Linked DNA regions of Homo sapiens: region 2 is linked to region 1. The links are chromatin loops, found by intact Hi-C in ENCODE. Cell type or tissue: mammary epithelial cell. All regions are shown on one strand. Each heading gives the region's core, and the rest is flanking DNA. Links, peaks and the distances in the headings are about the cores only. Region 1 holds the start of LOC105370952 (a long non-coding RNA gene). Region 2 overlaps AKAP13 (A-kinase anchoring protein 13).

Region 1 (11,801 bases), core at 2,034-10,033:
AAAAGACTCTCATAAAGGCAGCTTGAGCTTCCACCTCGAAGGTCTTAAAACTTGTCCAGGCCGGGTGTGGTGGCTCATGCCTGTAATCCCAGCATTTTGGGAGGCCGAGGAAGGGAAATCACCTGAGGTCAGGGGTTGGAGACCAGCCTGGTCAACATGGTGAAACCCCATCTCTATTAAAAATACAAAAATTAGTCAGGTGTGGTGGCGCATGCCTGTAATCTCAGCTACTTAGGAGGCTGAGGCAGGAGAATCGCTTGAGCCTGGAGGTGGAGGTTGCAGTTAGTCGAGATCGCATCATTGCATTCCAGCCTGGGTGACAGAGCCAGACTCTCTCTAAAAAAAAAAAAAAAAAAAAAATCATGCATCCCTACTACATGCAAATCTGTTTAGTCATATAGTTTATACAGTTAGCACTGGATTTATATAGGGTGTACCTTAAAACCATGCACAAAGTAGAAATTACAAGGATGATACTTTTTCATAAATTATAAACATTAATGTATTATGCTCATTAAAGCCATATATAAAAAGAGAAATGTAAAATGGGGACATAAGAATAACTATAAAAATAAATTTAAGAAATAACTATATTGCACTGGATGCAGTGGCTCACATCTGTAATCCCAGCACTTTGGGAGGCAGAGGTGGGCTGATCACTAGGTCAGGAGTTCGAGACCAGCCTGGCCAATATGGTGACACTCTGTCTTTACTGAAATTACAAAAATTAGCCGGGCGTGGTGGTGCACACCTGTAGTCCCAGCTACTCGGGAGGCTGAGGCAGAGGCACAAGAACTGCTTGAACCCGGGAGGCAGAGGTTGCAGTCAGCTGAGATCACGCCACTGCACTCCAGCCTGGGCAGCAGAGTGAGACTCTGTCTCAAAAAAAAAAAAGAAAGAAAAGAAATAACTAATAACTATATTGGCTGGGCACGGTGGCTCACGCCTGTGATCCCAGCACTTTGGGAGGCCAAGGCGGGCAGATTACCTGAGGTCAGGAGTTCAAGACCAGCCTGGCTAACATGGTGAAACCGTGTTTCTACAAAAAAACTAAAAAACTTAGCCAGGCGTGGTGGCACGTGTCTGTAATCCCAGCTACTCAGGAGGCTGAGGCAGGAGAATTGCTTGAACCTGGAGGCGGAGGTTGCTGTGAGCCGAGATCACAACAATGCACTCCAGCTTGGGCAACGAGAGTGAAACTCCGTCTCAAGAAAAAAAGAACTAACTATAAAAAATAAGTTATTGGCCAGGTGCGGTGGCTCACGCCTGTAATCCTAGCACTTTGGGAGGCCGAGGAAGGTGGATTACAAGGTAAGGAGTTTGGGACCAGCGTGGCCAATATGGTGAAACCCCGTCTGTTCTGGAAATACAAAAATTAGCTGGGCGTGATGGCAGGTGCCTGTTGTCCCAGCTACTTGGGAGGCTGAGGCAGGAGAATTGCTTGAACCTGGGAGGCAGGGGTTGCAGTGAGCAGAGACCGCGCCACTGCACTCCAGCCTGGGTAACAGAGTGAGGCTCTGTTTCAAAAAAAAAAAAGAAAAAGAAAAAGAAATAAGTTCTTATCTTTTCTTCCTCCACTCCAGTGAATTTTCTCCCCTCCTCACCCCCACAGGGTGCCTGTATCTCATTTTATTTATTTTTTATTATTACTATTATTTTTGAGAGTAGCTGGGATTACAGGCAGGCACCACCACACCCAGCTAATTTTTTTTGTATTTTTAGTAGAGATGGGGTTTCACCATGTTGGCCTGGCTGGCCTTGAACTCCTGACCTCAGGTGATCTGCCCACCTTGGCCTCCCAAAGTGCTAGGATTCCAGGCATGAGCCACCGTGCCCGGCCTGCATCTCATTTTAGAAACCAGACTATTCTGTCAACATCTGCGTACTTGCCAGCTGCCTATTTTACAAGTGCAATTTCACTTAAGCTTCATTGCCACCCTGGGCGTTTCTACCTTTGCTTTCCATATCAGATCAGAAAACAAACTGAGCTAGGCTACATGACTCATTCAGGACACACAGTGAGGAAGTTAGGAGCCTGATGTTGACTCCTGTGTTCGTTTGCTCAGGCTGCCAACACCGACTGGGGGCTTCAATAATGGAAGCTTATTTTCACACAGTTCTGGAGGCTGGAGTTCCAAGATCAAGGTTTTGGCAGGTCTGGCTTCTTCTGGGGCCTCTCTCCTTGGCTTGCAGATGGCTGCCTACTCATGGGGTCCTTACACGGTCTTTTCTCTGTGCTGACACATCCTGGTGTGCCTTCCTTTTCTTAGGAACAGCAGTTCTGTTGGATTAGGGCCCTGCTCTGTGACCTCATTCGAACTTATTACCTCCTTAAAGACCCTAACTCCAAGTACAGTCATATTCAGAGACACTGGGGGTTAGGGTTCCAACGTATAAATTTTGGGGGGACAAAATTCAACTCATAAGAGTTCCCAGGCCTATGCTCTCTAGTCACTGGGCTGCCCTGCTTGGCTGGCCTGAGCATGTGACCTGAGGACACCCACTACAAAGATAAGTGCCCCTATGGCCTTCCAGGGGACAGCCCCAGCAGAATCTTAACACTCCTGTAAGATCTCTTTATCCCCTGCTTCCAGGATCCTGGTGCACCCATCCTTCTGCCTGGAATATCCTCTTCTCTCCTCTAATCTGCTCCCTTGCCACCTTCCCCACCTCCCCACTGGTCTAAGTCCTCTCTGTCTTCTCTGTTCTTCCAGCAAACTCCAATGTCATCTCCTCCATGAAGCCCTGGCTGCCACTCACAGAGAAGCAGGCTGAGTCCTGCACCAGGATGCCTGGCTGAGGAGCAGAGTGGCATAAAAGCATTTGCTCTTTGTTTGCAGGCCGCTGGGCCCAGGAGGCTGGGTCTGTTCAGGTAAGCTCCTTCTAATTTGCATCAACACTCATAAGGGGTAGGATGGCCCTGCAGTGTTGCTAGAAGTGATTTTTCTCTTCTGTTCGTTTCCATAAAATTTTATGGTACCTCTCATATACCATTCTGTGTTACTGGTATTTTTGTATTTGAATTGTCTTCTTATCTAGAAGGTGAGTTCTGAGAGTGCAGGGATCTTATCTTATCTTCATTCATTCATTCATTCATTCTTTCTTTCCTGCACTCACTCCATAAAGACCATTGAGATTCCACTGTGTTTGTTCAATTAAAGCTTGCTGAAAGAATACCTCAGTGAAATGCCCCCTGCCCAGGTAGCCTGTGCTCCTCCTGTATCTTCTTCATTCAATCCTCCCTGCTCTTTCATCCAGTTTACAGAATCAGACCCTCCACACACTGGCTTTTAGAGCTAGGGTCAGGTGTGGGTGGCCAAGCAGCATCTGATATGAGCAAAGGTGGCCCTGCTCTTCTCTGACCTCTTTACAGACCCCAAGTGCATTCTTTGCCAAAGCCACCCCAACCCCATTCTCTGCGAGCATTCCCTCCCCAGCTGCACCCTGCCCTCCCAACTCCTAGGATAGTCCACGTGGCCCTAGTAGTGTAGATGGAGCACATTCCAGGGCTCCCTCAGAGGGAGGACAGAAACTTGTGGAGCAGGAGGCGTCCCTTAAAGGAGGCAGGCAGAGAGGTGGGCCCTCGTCCCGGGTCAGGATCCTAGCAGGAAGCAGATACACCTTAGCTTCTACTGGGGAGTTGCCAGGAAACGATTGTGCGTCAGTCTGCACACTCCCAGTTGGTAGCTTCTGGAACATGGAGTAGAGAAACCTGGAAAAACTGAACAAGTAGAGCAATTGATTTTGTTCACACAATCGCAATAGGAAGAACACCCCAGATATGAAGATTAGAGTAATGGAAGGCAGGTTTTTTTTTTTTCAAGCAAACTTTTCATTGAATGTTAACAAGTTTTTACATACATGTGACCGCTACCACAATGAAAATACAGAACAAACATTTCCATTGCCCCCCAGAGTTCTCTTGTGCCCCATTCCATTTGACACCCCAGCCAATGGCCCAAGGCAAGCATTCATCTTCTTCTGTCATGATTATTTTTTCTACAGTTTTATATAAATTGAATTATAGGGTTTATAAGTACTCTTGATATCTGGTTCTCTCTCTTTTTTTTTTTTTTTTTGAGACAAAGTCTCGCTGTGACTCCCAGGTGGAGTGCAGTGGCATGATCTCGGCTCACTACAACCCCTGCCTCCCAGTTCAAGCGATTCTCCTGCCTCAGCCTCCTGAGTAGCTGGGATTATAGGTGCCTGCCACGACGCCCAGCTAATTTTTGTATTATTAGTAGAGACGGGGTTTCACCATGTTGGACAGGCTGGTCTCGAACTCCTGACCTCAGGTGATCCACCTGCCTTGGTCTCCCAAAGTGCTGGAATTATAGGTATGAGCCACTGCACCCAGCATGATTATGGTCTTAAAATACAGAGTGACTTATGATTTATGCCTGATTCTCTGGTGGCTGGGGAACCAAATAGTCTGAGAAAATACTTGGGTCAGTGGGAGCATTGGGATGACTGGAGGTGAGGAAGGGTTTGAGGTGTGAAACATCATTTATGGGAGGCTGTTGTTATGGAACTAGTCTCCTGCACTAGGCCCCAGCAGGCCAGACACCAGAATGGAGTCAGTTGTGCTAAGTGCAGTGTCATCAAACTGAACTTTGAAATGGGCCAGTTCCCCTAAAACATTCCATTTAATCTGCATCAACCTAAGTAATAAGGAAGTCCCCTCTGCTTTAACCCTGTAGGGAAAGTAACTTTGACATGATCAGTCCGTGTTTTGTTCTGTTTCTGCTTTCTGCCGCTCTTCTCTGCCTGCAAAGCCAACCTCCTGTGCTCAGCTCATTTTATAGGATGAGGTGTTGCTCACTTCTAGAATTGCAAATAAAAGCCAATTAGATCTTTAAGTTTGTGCTTCTGTCTTTTGACAAAGGTTCACAACTTCTCCAGCCCTCCACGAAGAAGCTGGAAGGAGCAGGGTGCACAGGCTCTTTGAAGATGCTGAGTGAGGTCCCAGGGCACCCACAGGAGCTGCCACCTCAGCTCAGGGGACACAGCTACTCTGAGCCCCTTTGCTCATGGGGGAAAGGGCGGGGGAAGCATGCTATCCCGCCCCCGCTCCCTACCCCAAAAAAGCTGCTTTGTCTTCAGAGGACCAGGAGTCCTGATTGGGCAGCCTCTGCCGGGAATGAAATGCATGTCCTTCGCACTTCCACTACCGTTCTATTTTCAGGCTGATTTATAACTAAAACGTGAAATAAGTGCTAGGAAAGCATTTAGCATTGTCTGACACTGCCTCAGCACACTCAGTTTCCTCTCTCTTCTTCATCAGAATCTCTGCCCGGCCAGGCAGCAGGCGCTGACTCTCGCACTGTCCGGTTCGAAGAGCTGTTTTCTGCAGGTACTTGCAGTAGCAGCTGGCCTGGGACCCACCCCCGGGCAAAGTCCGCTCCGGAGTCTGTCACTTCCCGGCGCGGGCCACCCAGCCCCTGGCGCCCTGGCGCTCAGCGCTCCGCGGGCGCGCCCTCTGGCGGCAAGAGCCCTGAACATTTCGCAAGCGGCGAAGGCTGGCGCGTGTTATCCTGGGCACCCACCGGACCGAATCGCTGGGCAGGGCTGCAAGGTGACTTGCTAACGCAATCAGACCAGAAAGGAGCGCGCGTCTAACTAAGCGGGGGAGGGGAGAAGCATGTTCATATTTTGTAAAATGCAAGTGGCACCTCTCCCCATTTTCCTCAAAATTTTATTCTGAAAAACTTTAGTACTTAAAAGTTCAAATGCTTTTACAGTGGACACACATTTATCTATCAGCTAGATTCTGTTATTCACATTTTACTCTATTGGTTTCATTGCATATCTGTCCATCTATTCATCCCTCTTTCCATCCTTCAAACTATCTTATTTTTTCTTTTTCTTGTTCTCTTTTTAATTTTTTTTTTTTTTTTTGAGACGGAGTCTTGCTCTGTCGCCCAGGCTGGAATGCAGTGGCGTGATCTGGGCTCACTGCAAGCTCCGCCTCCTGGGTTCACGCCATTCTCCTGCCTCAGCCTCCCGAGTAGCTGGGACTACAGGCGCCCACCACCACGCCTGGCTAATTTTTTGTATTTTAGTAGAGACAGGGTTTCACCGTGTTAGCCAGGTTGGTCTCTATCTCCTGACCTCGTGATCCGCCCGCCTCGGCCTCCCAAAATGCTGGGATTACGGTTGTGAACCACCGTGCCTGGCCCCATCTTATTTTTCAGATGCATTTCAAAAAGTAAATTGCAGACATTAGAACACTTCCCCCTAAATATCAGCCTTCAGCTTTTAAAGAAACAAATTGAAGAGATTGCTAATATTTATTTTGTTATAGTAGAATTCTTTTTTCACATGGTGTTCTTAAAACCCTTTGAAGTAGGTTTTATTTTCTTTTTCTTTTACTAAAAAAAAATTTTTTTTTGAGACGGAGTCTCGCTCTGTTGCCCCAGGCTGGAGTGCAGTGGCGGGATCTCGGCTCACTGCAACCTCTACCTCCCGGGTTCAAACGATTCTCCTGCCTCAGCCTCCCTTGTAGCTGGGACCACAGGCGCGAACCACCACGCCCAGCTAATTTTTATAATAATTTTTTATTTTTAGTAAAGATGGGGTTTCACTATGTTGGCCAGGCTGGTCTCAAACTCGTGGCCTCAAGTGATTCACCCACCTTGGCCTCCAAAGTGCTGGGATTACAGGCGTGAGCCACAGTGCCCAGCAGCTTTGTCCATTTTCTTTTCTTTCTTTCTTTTTCTCCTTTTTTTTTTTTTTTGAGACAGGGTCTCACTCTGTTGCCCAGGCTGGAGTGCAGTGGCACAATCTCAGCTCATTGCAACCCCCGCTTCCCAGGTTCAAGCAATTCTCCTGCCTCAGCCTCCCAAGTAGCTGGGATTACAGACATGTGCAACCTTGCCCGGCTAATTTTTGTATTTTTAGTAGAGACGGAGTTTCACCATGTTGGCCAGGCTGGTCTTGAACTCCTGGCTTCGAGTGATCTACTCACCTAGGCCTCCCAAAGTGCTGGAATTACAGGTGTGAGCCACTGCGCTTGGCCTGCTTTGTCCATTTTCTAATGGAGCTATTCGTGTTTTTATTATTGAGTTGTTTCAGTGTGGGTATTAGTTAGGAGATAGGGGGTTGGCTGAATTAGTTCACCATCTGAGCTATCTGGAGATAGATGGGTCACAGAACACTGTCCCTCCTCTTAAAAAATCAGATTTTTAAGACATTATACAATCTCAGGTAGGTCAAAATTCAAGTAAGGCAAATTGGAGTAGGATGCTCCAAGCCTCACTAGCCCTGTGGAGAAAGGCTCTCTGGCTGTGTAATCTTGAGTAATATTTAACTTTTGTGAGTCTCAGTTTTTGGGCCATTTTATAGGTGCATGTGCTCTTTTTTTTTTTTTTTTTTTTTTTTTTTGGGACGGAGTCTCGCTCTGTCGCCCAGGCCGGACTGCGGACTGCAGTGGCACAATCTCGGCTCACTGCAAGCTCCGCTTCCCGGGTTCACGCCATTCTCCTGCCTCAGCCTCCCGAGTAGCTGGGACTACAGGCGCCCGCCACCGCGCCCGGCTAATTTTTTGTATTTTTAGTAGAGATGGGGTTTCACCTTGTTAGCCAGGATGGTCTCGATCTCCTGACCTCATGATCCACCCGCCTCGGACTCCCAAAGTGCTGGGATTACAGGCGTGAGCCACCGCGCCCGGCCGCATGTGCTCTTTATGTGAGTCTAAGATGGTAAGGGCAGCAACTCGCCCTTGCTGAGCACCTTCCTCGTGCCAGGGGCTGGAGCAGGTGCTGCATGGGGGAGGCATGCTATCCCACCCCCCTCCCCCAGAATCAACAGGAGCCATTGCTCTTCTTTTTCACATCTGGAGGCTCAGCTCCAGCTCTCAGGGATGGCAGACTCAGGTCTCATGAAGGAAATTCACACTTGCATCATCAGAGTAACCAAAACCACTTCAGATTCATGATGGATGAAGGGCAGGATGACACATCCAGCTCTGACTTGGTCATCAGATGCAACAGGGATACTTTAGGATGTTTCTGCAGCATCTGCTGTGACAGGAAACCTGGGAGGCAGAGTTTCCTGCTCCAGTATTTTGTCTCTCCATGAGGGATGGCGTGGAGGCAAAGATGGCAGCTCTTGAGGAAGGCACTGGCTCACAAGATGGTGGCTCTTGGGGAAGACACTGCCTCACTTACAAGATGGCAGCTCTTGGGGAAGACACTGGCTCACAAGATGTTGGCTCTTGGGGAAGACACTGGCTCACTTACAAGATGGCAGCTCTTGGGGAAGACACTGGCTCACAAGATGGTGGCTCTTGGGGAAGACACTGGCTCACTTACAGGATGGCAGCTCTTGGGGAAGACACTGGCTCACAAGATGTTGACTCTTGGGGAAGACACTGGCTCACAAGATGGTGGATCTTGGGGAAGACACTGGCCCACTTCTGCATCTAGCCTCTTGGAAGGAAGGGGCAGAAGAGGAGGTCTGGTGGATGTACACAGAGAGTGAACATACAGTGGCCCTGTGCACTAGCAAACACGACTCTGCCGGTGGCCTGGAACGGAATGGGACTCCATAAGACCCCCGTTTCCACTCTTAAGTGAGGAGTGTGTAGGGAAATGTACAGGTGTTTTCTCTGCTCCCTGCAGGCTGTTTCTACTGCCTCTTGTCAGCCCAGCCTGGGTTTAACTCAGCAGTTAGTTCATTCATCTGTTCATCCATTCTCAAACATTTATGGCACATTTCCTCTGTGTCAGTGTTGTTTCAGCCACTGGGGTTTCAAACCCTCGGTCAGTCCCAATATCCTCACCATCAAGGAACAGAGAAGACAGCATAAGGGAGGCAAAATTTTTTACCTATACCCTCTTATGGTGTTGTGGCTGGGCCTGAGGATTAAACTGACATAAGGCAGATTTACAGGAGAAAAGCAAACAAATTTACTTAATATAAATTTCATGTGACATGGGAGCTCTCATGAGAAAATGAATACCCAAATAAGTGACAAAACCTAAATGCTCTTATATTAAGTTGAACAAAGGCAGGCAATTGTGGAAAAGTAACTAAAGTATGTGAGGGGGCTGACTGGGTGTGGGGCTAACACCTGTAATCCCAGCACTTTGGGAGGCTGAGGCGGGCGGATCACCTGAAGACAGGAGTTCAAGACCAGCCTGGCCAACATGGTGAAACTCCGTGTCTACTATAAATACCAAAAATTAGTTGGGCATGGTGACGGGTGCCTGTAATCCCAGCTACTCAGTAGGCTGAGGCGGGAGAATTGCTTGAACCTAGGAGGCAGAGGTTTCAGTGAGCCGAGATTGTGCCACTGCACTCCAGCTTGGGTGACAGAGAAGAGAGAGACTCTGACTCAAAAAAAAAAAAAAAAAAAAGTATATGAGGAGGCTCAAGAAAGATACAAATTTTAACAAGACTTACTTTTATAGGATTCTCTTGGTCTCAACTTCCCATCTTTGATAATAAGAACAAACGTTCCTTCTGGCACAGGGAGGACCTCTTCTGTAAGGAGGTGTTATCTCCTTCTTTCAGGAAGAGAAAGGGAAGGGTCAGAATGCCCTTCTTTCATGTATTTTTTAAAGTGCCTATAGCTCAAAATAATCCTTACGCCAGAGCAGCATATGTTGATGTGGCATATTCTGCCAGCTTTCAATGTGCAAGCAGATATTTGTATATTTGAGTACTCTGTGAAGCTGGATTTTAAAAGCTGTCCCAGTATCTTCAATGTCTGGCCAGATATTAAAAGTCACTATGAGATGGGCTCTTTTGTTTCCTGAAGAGCCACTTGGGTAGCTCCTATCAATATGCAAGGGGAGGAACGGTAGATAATCCTTTCCTGGGAACAGAGGCTAACAGGATGCTTTATCTGGCTCTTCAAGGCTGCTTCTCCCCTCCAAGTGCAAGGGGATGTGGCTGGGGGAGGTGGCGGGAGTTGGAGAATGCATCGACTTGCATTAGAAGCCTAGAGGCCTTGTGGAAGGAAAAGGACTGATATTCCAACCCCTGTCTGGAATTAAAAGATCAGGAAACCTGTAGGAGTATAGAACACTTGGTCCTGAGCAAGGCCCTATGAGAGGAAAGGACGCCAAGGGCCTTGGAGTACAAACTCACTGTGAGGGAAGGTGAGATGGTGACCCTTGGATTTGTGAGAAGACACGGAGCCGGCTCTGAATGTGGCTGTGGTTGGGGATCCAGGCATGTCCTGTGCTTTAGGCAGAGTTTGTGCCTATGAACTAGGAAGAATAACTTGAAGTTCCAGTGTAGAACACTACTCTTGATTGTACAGATCTGGGCCAGCAAGGGTCTTAGCTGGAAGGAGGCAAGGGGGCTTTGGGCTACGCTGGGACAGTGTTCAGAGTGATGGTACAGAAGCCACTGTGTGAATTGGCCAATTGAACTCATTGGTTTGCCTCTCTTTTCTTCCTTTCCTTTCTTTTTCTTTCTCCTCCTTCTACTTTCCTCTCTCTTCATCTGGTATTGGAAGGTAGAATTTTTGCCAAAGGTGCCAAGAACACTCATTGGGGAAAGGACAGTCTGTTCAATAAATGGTGCTGGGAAAACTGGGTATCCATATACAGAACACTGGAACTAGATCTTGATCTCTCACTATTTACAAAAATCAAATCAGAATGGATTAAAGACTTAAATGTAAGACCTGAAACTATGAAACTATTAGGCAAAAACATTGGGGAAATGCTCCAGGACATTGGTCTGGGTAAAGATTTCTTGAGTAAGACCTCACAAACACAGGAAACCAAAGCAAAGATGGACAAATGGGATCACATCAAACATAAAAGCTTCTGCACAAACGCAAAGAAAACAATCAGGAAAGTGAAGAGACAACCTACAAAAATGGGAGAATATATTTTCAAATTGTTCATCTGACAACAAATTAATAATCAGAATATAAGGAACTCAAACGACTCATATATTATTTTATGTATTATTTATATATTAATTGCTGAATACAATTTCTCAAATCAGTGGCGTTTATAATGTATGTAGATGTACCATAATGACAATAGTGGTAGAAAGGACTAGGCGAGGTTAATGAAACGATAATGTCGCAAGTGACTCAAAAGCCAATAGAGGAGTTAAAATAGAATACTAAAAAAGTTTGATTAACCCAAAGGACAGTAGAAAAGAAGGAACAGAGGAACAAAAAAGAGATAGGACAAATAGAAAACAAATAATAAAATGATAGACCAACATATCAACATTTGCATTAAATGTAAAAGGACAAAACATAACAATTAAAAGACAGAGATTATCAGGCTGAATAAAAAAGCAATTCCCGTCTTTATGCTCTATAAAGTGTGCCTATAAGGACACCCTTCTAATGTAAAGACACAGATAGTTTAAAAGTAAAAGAATGGAAAAGTACATACCATGAAAATAGTAAGTATAAGAAAGCTGGTGTGATTATAACAATATTAGACAAAATAGACCTCAAGGCAAGGAGTATTATGAGATACAATACAGATTATTTTATAATAATAAAAGAACCAAATCAGCAGGAACATACACCCCTTCTATATGCATATGTGACCAATGACAGAACTTCCAAATGTATGAAACACAAACTGAGAAGATTAAAGGGACAACTAGGCAAGTCAACGATCCTGGTTGAATATTTTTAACATCCCTTTTTCAGTAATTAATAGAACAATTAGACAAAGGCATCAGTAAGAATATAGAATATGTAAATACTATCAGTTACCTGGACCTAATTGCCATTTATAGGAGATTATACCCAAGAACAGAATACACATTCTTTTCAAATGCACCTGGAATATTTACCAAGTTAGACCATATGC
Region 2 (11,801 bases), core at 2,153-10,152, 360 kb before region 1:
ATTGTGGATGTCTTCAGTTTTACACATTTAGGAAACAGTGTCTTTTTACTTATTTCCAGTACAGTTGTGATGTATTGAATGACAAGGGACTTTAAAACAGACATGCTGTGTATAATGTTTTCTTCCTGATTAAAAAGTAATATCTGTTCATTATTTGAATAGTTACAATTAAGAAACAGATTATTTAGGGATGAAAATTTCCTGTAATCTCCAGAGATATGTACACTTAACATTTTGGTGTTCGTTCCTCCAGATTCTTTTCTATGATTATTGTATTATATTTTAGAATTGTAGTTTACCCACCAGCGTATTTTAAGAAGTTACCAGAAAGGCGTCTCTGAGTATCTGAAGCCTTTCATTTAGCCATTTATGGATTTCAAAGTATCTTATGTGGGGTTAGTCTCCATTGAGACTCAGGAACTCTGCAAGAGGGAGAAGCATTGGCTTCTGCTATGTGCCTGTCAGTGTGCTTTAATACTTTACCTGGATCATCTCTTCCAGTAACCCCACAGTATAGGAAGCATTATTATGCTCTTTCTGCACATAAGGAGATGAAGATTCAGACAAGTTAAGTGACTTGCTCAAGGTAATACAGTTAATTGTAGAGGACTTGGGATTGAATTTGATTTATTGTCTAGAGAATATTGTATGGCACCCTATTACTTTCCTGTATTGAGATGTAGGTGGTGGGGGTGGGGGGGTTAAGCTGAAAATATCTGTGAGATGTATAAAGCTGTTGGATAGAGACACACCATTTCTTTCTTCTTATTTTTTTTTGAGACAGAGTTTCTCTCTTGTTGCCCAGGCTGGAGTGCAGTGGTGCAATCTGGGCTCACTGCAACCTCCACCTCCCAGGTTCAAACGATTCTCATGCCTCAGCCTCCCCAGAAACTGGGATTACAGGTGCCCGCCACCACACCCGGCTAATTTTTGTATTTTTTGTAGGGACATGTATAGTTTCACCATGTTGGCCAGGATGGTCTGAAACTCCTTATCTGAAGTGATCAGCCTGCCTTGACCTCCCAAAATTCTGGGATTACAGGCGTGTGCCACCGCGTCTGTCCTAAGGAGACACACTGTTTCTCTGGCTTATTAAGAGGTATTTGGTTAGTATATAAACATTTTCGTAGCTTCTGAGGTTTTGCAGTCATTTGTTCAGACATACGGGTTGGTGGAAATGCTTTCTGTTCCTTTTCCCAAACCAATCACACAGCCATATAACTTCATGCCTGAGTTTCTCTGTGGTCCTCTATAGTGAGTGGTTTTTACATAGTTCTTTGCAGCAGCATGAATTTCAAAAATCTCCAAACTTTTGCTATTGCTGATCTTTGTAAACTTTGCACACCCAGCGCTGGTACATTCTGATGATGGTGTCCACACTGCACTTTATGAAGAAAAGACTGATGATTGTTTATATTAAAATGTAGGAAGAGAATTGTAGCAGCAACTTTTGCTTCTCTAATCAACAACACCAGAAGAGACTTACTGTGTGTGGTCAGTGGGGGAGAATGTTAATTTATAAATTGAGATAGTTGTATTAAAATTGAGTGACTCTTATTTTGACATAAAGTGAATGTGTCTCTTTTATACAGCAGAAAACTATTAAATTTGTTTTTTCTCATCAGTATAAAATAAAGTGGAAAATGTGGGAAGAATACAAATTCTTAACTTCTGTGCTTCTGCTTATTTCACACCCCTCAAATTTCTGATTCCTTTCAACTGTAGCTGGCTTTACTACTGAGTGGTGAAATTGCTGAACATACTTAAAACCACATCATTTAAGACTTTGAATTTTGACATTTCCTCCTCTTCACAGTCTTTAAATACTAGGCAACCTGTAGGGTTCCACTGTGTCTGTCATGTATTGTCCCTGTGTTACATGAAAGCAGCCTCAGTGAACTTGTGAATTTGCTCAGTCATTTCACTGGCTACTGGGTGAGGAAGAAGTAGGATTTTCTCTCTTAAAATTCCTTGGTGAAATCATTGGATGGGCATGATGTGTTTCTTTAATTTTCATTTTGGTAAAAAAATCTACTGACAAAGCAAAGACTTTCAGTTGTTCTTGGTCTTTCAGTAGGTTTAGTTTTTAAGTGTGTTTACTCTGACCAAAAACTGCCTTCCTGTAATATGCTCCTCCCTTTAGAACTCAGTTCTTAAGTAGAGTTTGTTTAAATGTATAAAATAAGTTAATGCATTATATGCAGCGAGGTTTTGCATCAGAACCCTGAGTTCTCAATGTTGTGGCAGGTTTAAGTGTCTAGAACACCTTTTAGCTGTTATTTCTATTACTTGCTTTTTTATTTTTGGGGTAAATGATATCTTCTCAGGGAGGCCTTCCCTCAGCACCATGTTTTAAAGGGCATCTCCCTCATTTGCTATTCCTTCTTCTGTTTTATTTTTCTCTATAGAATTTGTTACTGTGTGAAAACTATTTATTTTAATGTTTTATTTACCTGTGTTACCCCTAGAATAATATCTATGAAGGTAGGGATTTTTGTCTGTTCCTTCTGTGCCTACAGAGTCTTGAGGAGTATGGTGTCTGGCACATTGTAGGTGCACAATGACAGCTGAATTAACAATGTCAGGGAGAGTTTGTAGGATGGGGCTCGAGGTATAGGGCAAGTCAGTTTTTAGATTTGAGGTCATTAGCAGGAGATCCTCTTACGATGTGGGGGGAAAAACACACGTTTTAACGTCAGACTGGGTTTGAATCTGGTCTCTCCAACTTACCCTTTGACCTTGGTGTTAAATGATTTAACCTTTGAAAGATCAATTTTTTTCACTAGTGAAATAGGGGAAATAGTATCTTTTTAGTGGGGATTAAATGTAATATCAAATATAATGCTCTGTAAATGTTAGTTTTGTCTTTCCCGTTGTGTGCCAGCATTGTGGAAGTCTGAAAGCAACCTGAATTTACCAGTCTGTTTCTGGAGCCTTCTGGGGTCATTACTTTGATTACTTTTGACAGATACATTCTTTTCAGCAGCCTGTGTTGCCAGCATAACAATGACCTGTCCCTTTGACCAGTGTGAGGGACAGACACTTTGTCATCCCTCTTTTAATCCTTGTATCAGAACAACTCTTACGAGTTCTGGTTTTGAAACATGTTTAGAGGAGTTTATAATTCCGAACAGTTCAGATGACATCAGCCCTTTCTTAGAGCCCTCTAAGTTTGCTCAGCTTCCTCATTCCAGTGTGGCGGGAACCATTCAGTTAAATTGATGTTTGTGGTCTTTACACATAGTCATCCGAAGTTTCTTGCAAATCACGAAACATCAGAGGGCTGCTAAGTCACTAGTTTGTCTCTGTAGATTTCTCTAATCCAGGCTTGTCCAAACCGTGGCCTGCAGGCTGCATGCAGCCTGTGAAGGCTTTGAATGTGGCCCAACACAAATTCGTAAACTGTCTTAAAACATTGGCTGGGCATGGTGGCTTACGCCTGTAATCCCAGCACTTTGGGAGGCCGAGGCGGGTGGATCATGAGGTCAGGAGATCGAGACCATCCTGGCTAACAAGGTGAAACCCCGTCTCTACTAAATATACAAAAAATTAGCCGGTTGCGGTGGCGGGCGCCTGTAGTCCCAGCTACTGGGGAGGCTGAGGCAGGATAATGGCGTGAACCCGGGAAGCGGAGCTTGCAGTGAGCCGAGATTGCGCCACTGCAGTCCGCAGTCCGGCCTGGGCGACAGAGCGAGACTCCGTCTCAAAAAAAAAAAAAAAAAAACACCAAAAAATCAGCTGGGTGTTGTGGCGGGTGCCTGTAATCTCAGCTACTCGAGAGGCTGAGGCAGGAGAATTGCTTGAACCCAGAAGGCAGAGGTTGCAGTGAGCCAAGATTGTGCCACTGCGCTCTAGCCTGGGCGACAGAGCGAGACTCCATCTCAAAAACAAACAAACAAAAAAATTATGAAATTTTCTTTTTTTGCAATTTTTTTTAAAGCTTATCAGCTATTATTAGTGTTAGTATATTTTATGTGTGGCGCAACACAATTCTTCTTCTTCCAGCGTGGCCCAGGGAAGCTACAAGATTGGACGACACTCTTTTAATTTTTGTGGCTTAACAAGGTGTTAATTCCTGTATAAATTTCACTGATATTTCTTCTGCTTGATGCAGGAACACTTGACAAGTTAGTTAAGGTAGATTGGTCCATAAATTTATAGGTTCTTTCATTCCCATGTCCTAGGCAAGTCTGAGCAGGCCCTGGAAAGCTGATTAAAAGGCCAGTGAGCACAGTGAGCTTAATTGTAAATTAAATGGATATTTAATACATTAAGAAGGCACTCAAGCCTTTCAATCTTTCATTTTCATCCATGCTTGCTGTTTGAATCTGATGGGCTTGAAATTGACTTTGTTCTTCTAAAAATGTTGGTTGGTTATTGCTGCCTTTCTCAAGCTTGGTTTTCAGTGTGGATTTCTGCAGATAATTTTTGCACCTAAAAGTACAAAGTCATTAAGTGAAGATAGTCAGGAAGGAAAGAGTGCCCTGAGCCAGGAGGTCTGTTATAGCGCATGGGGTGGACCAGAGAATGAATGGGCATGGGCATGGAGGTGGTTCAGTCAGTGTGGGAAAGCCACTTGCTTGTCAGTTTTCTACTGCGTTGTCCAGCAGAACACGTTGAAGCTTGGGGCCTGCAACTGGTGTGGAGATGATTGCATTTAGGAGGCTGATGTAGATTTTTTTCCCTCTAAGTGTGTGTTAACTGCCTTTTGGTGAAGTCTTGATCCGAGACATACACAACTTGATCTGTGAGGATTGTAATATCGAGATGGTTCTGTTATTTGAGTTAGGCATGGCTAGGCTACCAAGGCATTGCTTTTCAGTCCCAACAGTTGGTCATTTCAATTTCAGTGAGGCTTTTGTGATTTGTTAGAATACAAAGTTTGTTATTTTGTCTGTGTTTTTGCATGTATGAATGACACTTTATACTGTTATTTTGCTGGTTAGTATGTGCCTTCATTTACCTATTGTGAGTAAGAAACTTCCTCAGATCAAATTATAGTAAAGTCACTTGGTTCTGTTTCTCTGACTCTTAAGAGATTGAGATCACTTTATACTCAAACTCAGGGTGTTTGGTAAAGGACCTACCCTTCTGAGCATTTATAGCCTAGATGAAGTCCTGGTCCAATCACCAAGTTAAACTTTTAAGAACATGCTATTCTTAATGTTCAGGAATTCAACCCTGGAAGCCTTCTCTAAATCTTAATGAGATTTTTATGAGAATTCATTTAGTGAACATAACAATCAGGGAATCCAGCTATTAACTTTGAGGAGGGTCATGCCTTTTAGTGGTTAGAGAGGCAAGCTGTAGCCTCCCTTCTCAGAGAAGGGGAATTGAGGAAGAGAGTTCTAGTGGTCCCTTGCAATCCTCCCCTCACTTTCCAGGCTCCCTAGTAAGACTGCAAGAAGTCCCTGAGTAAACAGCATTTTGTGAGTTTGAGGGACTACGTAAAAATGTAAGTGAACATACAATGGTTTTGCTTTGATAACTGTTTTAAATATCCTGTTGGTTGTTGAAACTTCTGTGACAGTGAAGCCTTTTGTCTTTATTTTTCAATCGGAAGATCTTTCTTCCCCACTTGAAAAGATTGAGTCTGGGATCAATTCCTGACCCCGCTTCCTTCCTAAATCTCTTAGTGTATAGCATACAGCTGGGCATATGGTAATCTCGGGCACGGGATTGTACTCACAGAGCTATGCTTGACACCTAGGACTTTAGGTGGCTTATATATTTTCGGTGACAACTTTTAATTTTATTCTCATTTATTCCATTTCTGTTTCAGTGTCCTGGGTCATGAAACTTAATCCACAGCAAGCTCCCTTATATGTGAGTAAATCATGAGATTTCTTATTATTTTGTGTTTATCTGTTCTGCTTACTTGTTATAATAAGCCACACTCTCACATGATAGATCCTCAAGGAAAATTTTAACCATATGTCCATGAATATATTGGTGTAAGACACTTCAGAAATTGAGTTTGATTTAGTAAATACTAAATGGCTAATCTGTGCATGGAAATGAAAACAAATAATACCTGTAAGACTTGAGAGTTAATTTAGTCAGGGTAATAGTATGCATGTATGAAACAAATTGTCCTGCCAAACAGTACTGTAGCTTCTTATTTTTTACCTGCAGTGCATTCCTGTAAAAGTAGTGTGGAGATCCTCCTACTGCCACTGTGATTTACCTTATGTTGCCACTAGGTGGCACTATGTCATTGGCAAGAGTACTGTTTTCTTTAGGACTCATCTCCCTAAAGTGAGGGACTTCCCTCATTCAGTGGGTTGTCATTTCACTTTCTTGATGCTATCCTTTCAAGCACAAAAATTTTCAGTTTTGATAATGTTTTGTTGTTGCTTTTTTTTTTGGCATCATATCTAAGAAGAATTCTTTGCATAACCTAAAGTCACAGAGATTTATTCCTATGTTTTCATCTAGGAATTGTATAGGTTTAGTTAGCTCTTACATTTAGGTATGTAATGTGAGAGTTCATTTTTGTGTATTTTGTAAGGGAAGAGTCCAACTTTTTTCTTTTGCATGTGGATCTCCAGTTGTTCCAGCACCATTTGTTGAAAAGACTGTTCTTTCTCCCATTGAATTGTCTTGGGCATCCTTGTTGAAATTGATCAGAAGTGTGAGGAATTTTTTCTGGACTCTGAAGTCGATTCCTTTCATTTAGGTTGTTTTTGATTTCTTTCAACAGTGTTTGGTAGTTTTCACTGTATAAACTTGGTACTTCCTTGAAATTTGTTGCTTATGGTTTTATTCATTTTGATGGTATTGTTAATTTTGTTATCTTAATTGTTCAGTTCTTTTTTTTTTTTTTTTTTGGATGGAGTCTGGCTCTGTTGCCCAGGCTGGAGTGCAGTGGCGCGATCTTGGCTCACTGCGAGCTCCGCCTCCCAGGTTCACGCCAGTCTCCTGCCTCAGCCTCCCAAGTAGCTGGGACTATAGGTGCCTGCCACCACTCCTGGCTAATTTTTTGTATTTTTAGTAGAGACAGGGTTTTACCATGTTTGCCAGGGTGGTCTCGAACTCCTCACCTCGTGATCCACCCAGCTCCCAAAGTGCTGGGATTACAGGCGTGAGCCACAGCACCTGGCCAATTGTTCAGTTTTTGATTGTTCATTGCTTATATATAGAAATACTGTTGATTTTTGTGTACTGATCCCTGAAACTATAGCCTTGTGTCAGAGATGAGTTACAAACTATAATCTAACTTGTTTGGCCACAGTTTTTAAGTGGATGCCTTAGGATTTTCTCTGTACAGGATCAAGTGATCAGAGATCGTTTTCTTCCTTTCCAATCTGGATGCGTTTTATTTCTTTTTCTTGCCTAATTGCCCTGAGAAGCATGTCTGGTACAACATTGAATAGAAGTGGTGAGCGCAAACATCCTTGTCTTTTCCTGATCTTAAAGAGAAAGCATCCAAGCTTTCACCAGTAAGTATGATGTTGTTAGGTGTGGGTTTTTCACAGGAATCTTTTGTTAAATGAGGACATTCCCTTCTATTCCTAGTTTGACTATTTTTATGATGAAAACATGTTGGATTTTGTCAGGTGATCTTTCTGTGTTGAGATGGCCATGTAGGTTTTTTTCCTTTCATTAATGTGATATATTACATTGACTCAATTAAATAGTTTTTATTTATTTATGGAGATGGGGCCTTGCTCTGTCACCCAGGCTGGAGTGCAGTGACATGATCATAGCTCACAGCATCGTGGAACTCCTGGGATCAAGGGATCATCCCACCTCAACCTCCTGAGTAGCTAGGACTACAGATGTGCGCCACCATGCCTGGCTATTTATTTATGTATTTATTGAGACAAGGTCTTGCTCTGTCACCCAGCCTGGAGTGCAGTGACATGATCATAGCTCACAGCATCGTGGAACTCCTGGGATCAAGGGATCATCCCACCTCAGCCTCCTGAGTAGCTAGGACTACAGGTGTGCGCCATCATGCCTGGCTATTTATTTATGTATTTATTGAGACAAGGTCTTGCTCTGTCACCCAGGCTGGAGTGCAGTGGCGCGACCATGACTCACTGTAGCTGCGATCTCCCAGGCTCAAATGCTCTTCCCACCTCAGCCTCCTGAGTAGCTGGAACCACAGGCATGTGCACCCATGCCCAGCTATTTGTATTTATTTTTTGTAGAGACGAGATCTGACTATGCTGCCCAGGTTGGGCTCAAGTGATCCTTCCACCTCGGCCTCCCAAAGTGCTGGGATTACAGTATGAGCCATCCTGCCTGGCCTGTTTTAATTTTTAGAGATAAGGTCTTGCTGTGTTGCCAGGCTACCTTGGTTGAATTTTTAATGTTAAGGCAACCTGGCATTTCTGAGGTAAGTATCATTTGATAATGCTGCACAATCTTTTTTATATGTTGTTGGATTTGTTTTGAAAGTATTTTGAGGACTCTTGTGTCTATACATAGAGATATGTTCTATAGCTTTCTTGTGATGTCTTTGTCTGGTTTTGAGTATTAAAGGTTTTTGGTTAGGGAACAGTTGTAAATAAGTAGTTGTGTTATACAGAAGGATGGCTTCCCCAAATTTATTCACTTCTTAATCCCTAGAACCTGTGAATATTTACCTTACATGGCAAAAAGAACTTTTCATACTTGATTAAGTTGAGGATCTTAAGATGGGAGCTTATTCTGAAATATCTGAGCTTCCCGTTGTAATTACAGGAGTTCTCATGAGTGAGAGGGAGTATCAGGAGAGTCAGTGGTCAGAGATTTGAAGATGCTACACTGCTGGCTTAGAACATGGAGGAAGGAGCCCATGAGCTACGGAATGCAGCTCTAGAAGCTGGAAATAGCAAAAGAACACTTTCTCCACATAGAGACTCTAGAAGGAACACAGCCCTGCTGGCACCTTGATTTTTAAACAAGTGAAAGTCATTTTGGACTTCTGACTTCCAGAAATGATATATGATAATAAATTTATGTTGTCTTAAGCCACTGAGTTTGTGATAATTTTTTGTAACAGCAGTAGAAAACTAATAGAGTAGTAGTTTGAGAAAATTAGTGATAAAGGATACTTGGGAAGGAAAGGATAAATGCAGTTAGGTCAGTTAGAAACTCTCTGATCTTGCCATCATGGAGCCTGAGAACTTTAGAGTTAGTAAATACTTTAGCTAATATATGCTTCAACCTCTCCCTTTTAGACATGAGGAAACGAGGTCTGAAGATGTTGTGATAAGATGGCACAGCTAATTGGTGGTAAATTGTGAATTGAACCTTTGTTTTCTGGACTTAAGTCATAGAAACCACTGTAAACCTTGTTAAGCTTTAAAAAGTTTCATTCTGTTAGGGAAGCACAGCTCAGTTCTGAGTAACATAGTTAATACACTAAGTGCTTTGTATATGTTTGTGTTTAATTGACTTGAGCAGGCTCTACTGAAGAATACTTCTTTAAACTTCAGGATTCAAGTATGTCCATCAACAGTAATACTTAATGGGGCAATATGTTATCTCCTTTTTAAAAGGAGAGTAACAGTGTATTGGATTCTCAGTGAACTGAGTCAAGTTGCAGGGATTTATGCTGTTTTGGTGAGGAAAAGTAGCTGTTTTATGATGGCTCATTGAGCAGGGTGGTGGGGGAAGTTCTCTGCACCTGGACAAAGAAATAAGCAAGAGAACAAAGACTGTGAAGATTTTCATTTAGATCATATTTGGGATCTGCCAGGGGTGAGTATCATCATTAGAAGGGAGAATATTGCTGCTAAATAAGGAAAAACACTGTACCCGGAGAAGAACTTTTATCTGTCAGTTAAGACAAATAGGCTGGACTCCAAATAAATATTTTAATCAGACTTTGAATAAAGATGTGTCCAGAATACGTTGCAATAGTTAAAAATGTAAGGAAGGTTCCAAAGTGTACAGGTGGCAGTACTGTTGGATGTTTCAATTAAGCTCTTTTAATGAATTATTTTCAATGAAATGTTCACCATAAAATGTGCAGGACCCTGGCCTGAAACTTTGGAGACCAGTAGCTCAATATGGCTATGCCTTGGTTTTCCTGTCTGTTAGCTCTGATTGCATGAGTACAACCTTTATGTTAGGCAAGCTAGTTACATCACTAAGTCGGGTTTTTCTCACAGTCGCCACAAAAGTAATGATTATTGCCAGATGAATTCATAAGAATTGCATTTTCAGTTCCATTTAGTGGTAGTGCTAAAAACTCTGAGTAGCTTAGTAGTATCCTTCTTGGTATGAGGGCCTGGATTGTTTAGAGAGAGGAAAGATGGAGAGGCAGTGGCAGATGCAAGAAATATTTCAAAAGAAACAGCAGGGCCAAATGCTTTATTAGACTATAGGGAGTGAAAGAGAACCATGAATGACAGTTGATTGAGAACTTGAGTGTGAGTGACAGCTGATGCCATCATTGGGTATAGAGAAGAAGGAGATGATGATCTTGTTCTTTACACATGTTAAATAAAGTCACATGGGTATCCTGTTCATAGGTGGAGGTGTGTGCTTGAAACTACAGAGCAAGGAAGTTGGTTTTGAAGTGAAATCGTTTGAGTCTTCTCTAAGAAATTGATTCTTTTGACACCATGTGACTGTAAGAATAGATGAGCTCTTTGAGAAGCTAAAAGAGTGGATGGAATTAGTATAGTGGACTGTGGTGTAGAAGACAAAGTGAGTCAAGAAAGGAGTTCCAGAAACCTGGGTTGCATTTTAGCCTTAAACATTTTGTTCCTGGTGTTTCTTAATTTCACTTATACATCAGGATTGGAAGTAAACTTTGGGCTGGAGCTGGGCAATTTATTCTTTTATTCAGGTGCCTTCTTTGTGCCAAGACCTGTTCTGGATGCTGGAGATTTAGCCATGAACAAAACAGAAGGTCCCTGCTCTCCTGGTACTTGCATTGTAGTGAGAAGAAGGAAGACAGCAAGATAACATATCAGGAAGAAAAGTTCTATGAAAATAAATGAAATGGCGATGTGATTGTGCCTGACCAGGGGCTGTTTTATCTTGGGTGGTCAGGGAAGGCCTTTGAGGGGCATGTCATTTAGGCTGAGACCTGAAGGAGCCAGCATGTGAAGCTCCTAGAAGTGTTCTAGCCCAAGGGAACAAATGCAGAAACTCTAAAATGAGAAGTAGTAACTTAATATGTTTGAGGAACAGAACAGTGGCTGGGGCTTAATGAGTGCAAGGGGAAGGGGTCCAATCTCTTCTGCATGAGGTTGGAGATTTAGGGAGGAGATGAGGAAGAAGCTGGATCTTGTAGGATTTAACAGACCACTGGATAATCTCCCTGGGCCTACCTTCCCTCACATCTGAACCCTACTACAGCTCCTATCCCTGTGTGTACTCAGAAAACATTAGAGCTCCTTCTGGCTTGAGGTCAAGTCAGACCTCTTAGGGATACTGGGATTTATCCTAATGTGGATCTGCTGACCCTGGGCAGATGGGATTCTTAGATAGTTTAAACATACATATTTTGGACTACCCTTTTGAGGAAAAAATAGTTTTAGTCCTTTCTAGTTGTCATTAAGATCCACATTTAGATATAAATGGATGTTCTTGAATTGAGGAATATGTATATATTTATATATATTTATTATATATTATATATTATATATATTATATATTTTATATATAATATATATATTTTAGCAGATTTGGCTCTTATGAGAGGACAGTGTAATAAAGAATACTTCTTTGTTTTTATATTGTTTCATGGCTGGATTGCTTTTTGGGAGGAAAAAAACTATTTTCAAAACTTGGTACTGTTACTCCATTTGTGAACCTGAATAAGTGGTGTATAATATGATTTAATAGTAGTCCTT

What was found. Hi-C counts contacts between places; a loop is a spot of excess contacts. Peaks named below come from ENCODE experiments on the same cell type or tissue, not always from the same donor. Only the 100,000 strongest peaks of a DNase experiment are listed, where the experiment ranks them.
Region 2: a loop joins it to region 1, with 6 times the contacts of the local background. A loop is called at or near these places in 39 of 110 quality-filtered maps.

What each region holds. Positions count from the first base shown.
Region 1 is chr15:85,835,259-85,847,059 of GRCh38, forward strand. LOC105370952 (a long non-coding RNA gene) reads left to right here and starts at 2,033. Exons shown (of 3, transcript XR_932580.2): 1 at 2,033-2,155; 2 at 2,715-2,872; 3 at 5,285-5,806. RefSeq lists a silencer at 5,377-5,636. In mammary epithelial cell, for the core only: a CTCF peak has its summit at 5,476 (motif pointing left); a DNase peak (open chromatin) is centred at 5,483; H3K4me3 peaks cover 241 bases.
Region 2 is chr15:85,479,928-85,491,728 of GRCh38, forward strand. AKAP13 (A-kinase anchoring protein 13) reads left to right here. Exons shown (of 37, transcript NM_007200.5): 2 at 5,783-5,826. The coding sequence starts at 5,794. Among named protein-coding and RNA genes, the nearest start is that of AKAP13, 110 kb to the left of the region's middle. RefSeq lists a silencer at 1,111-1,160 and an enhancer at 1,695-1,854. In mammary epithelial cell, for the core only: a CTCF peak has its summit at 6,208 (motif pointing right); DNase peaks (open chromatin) are centred at 3,224, 6,224 and 9,254; H3K27ac peaks cover 1,390 bases.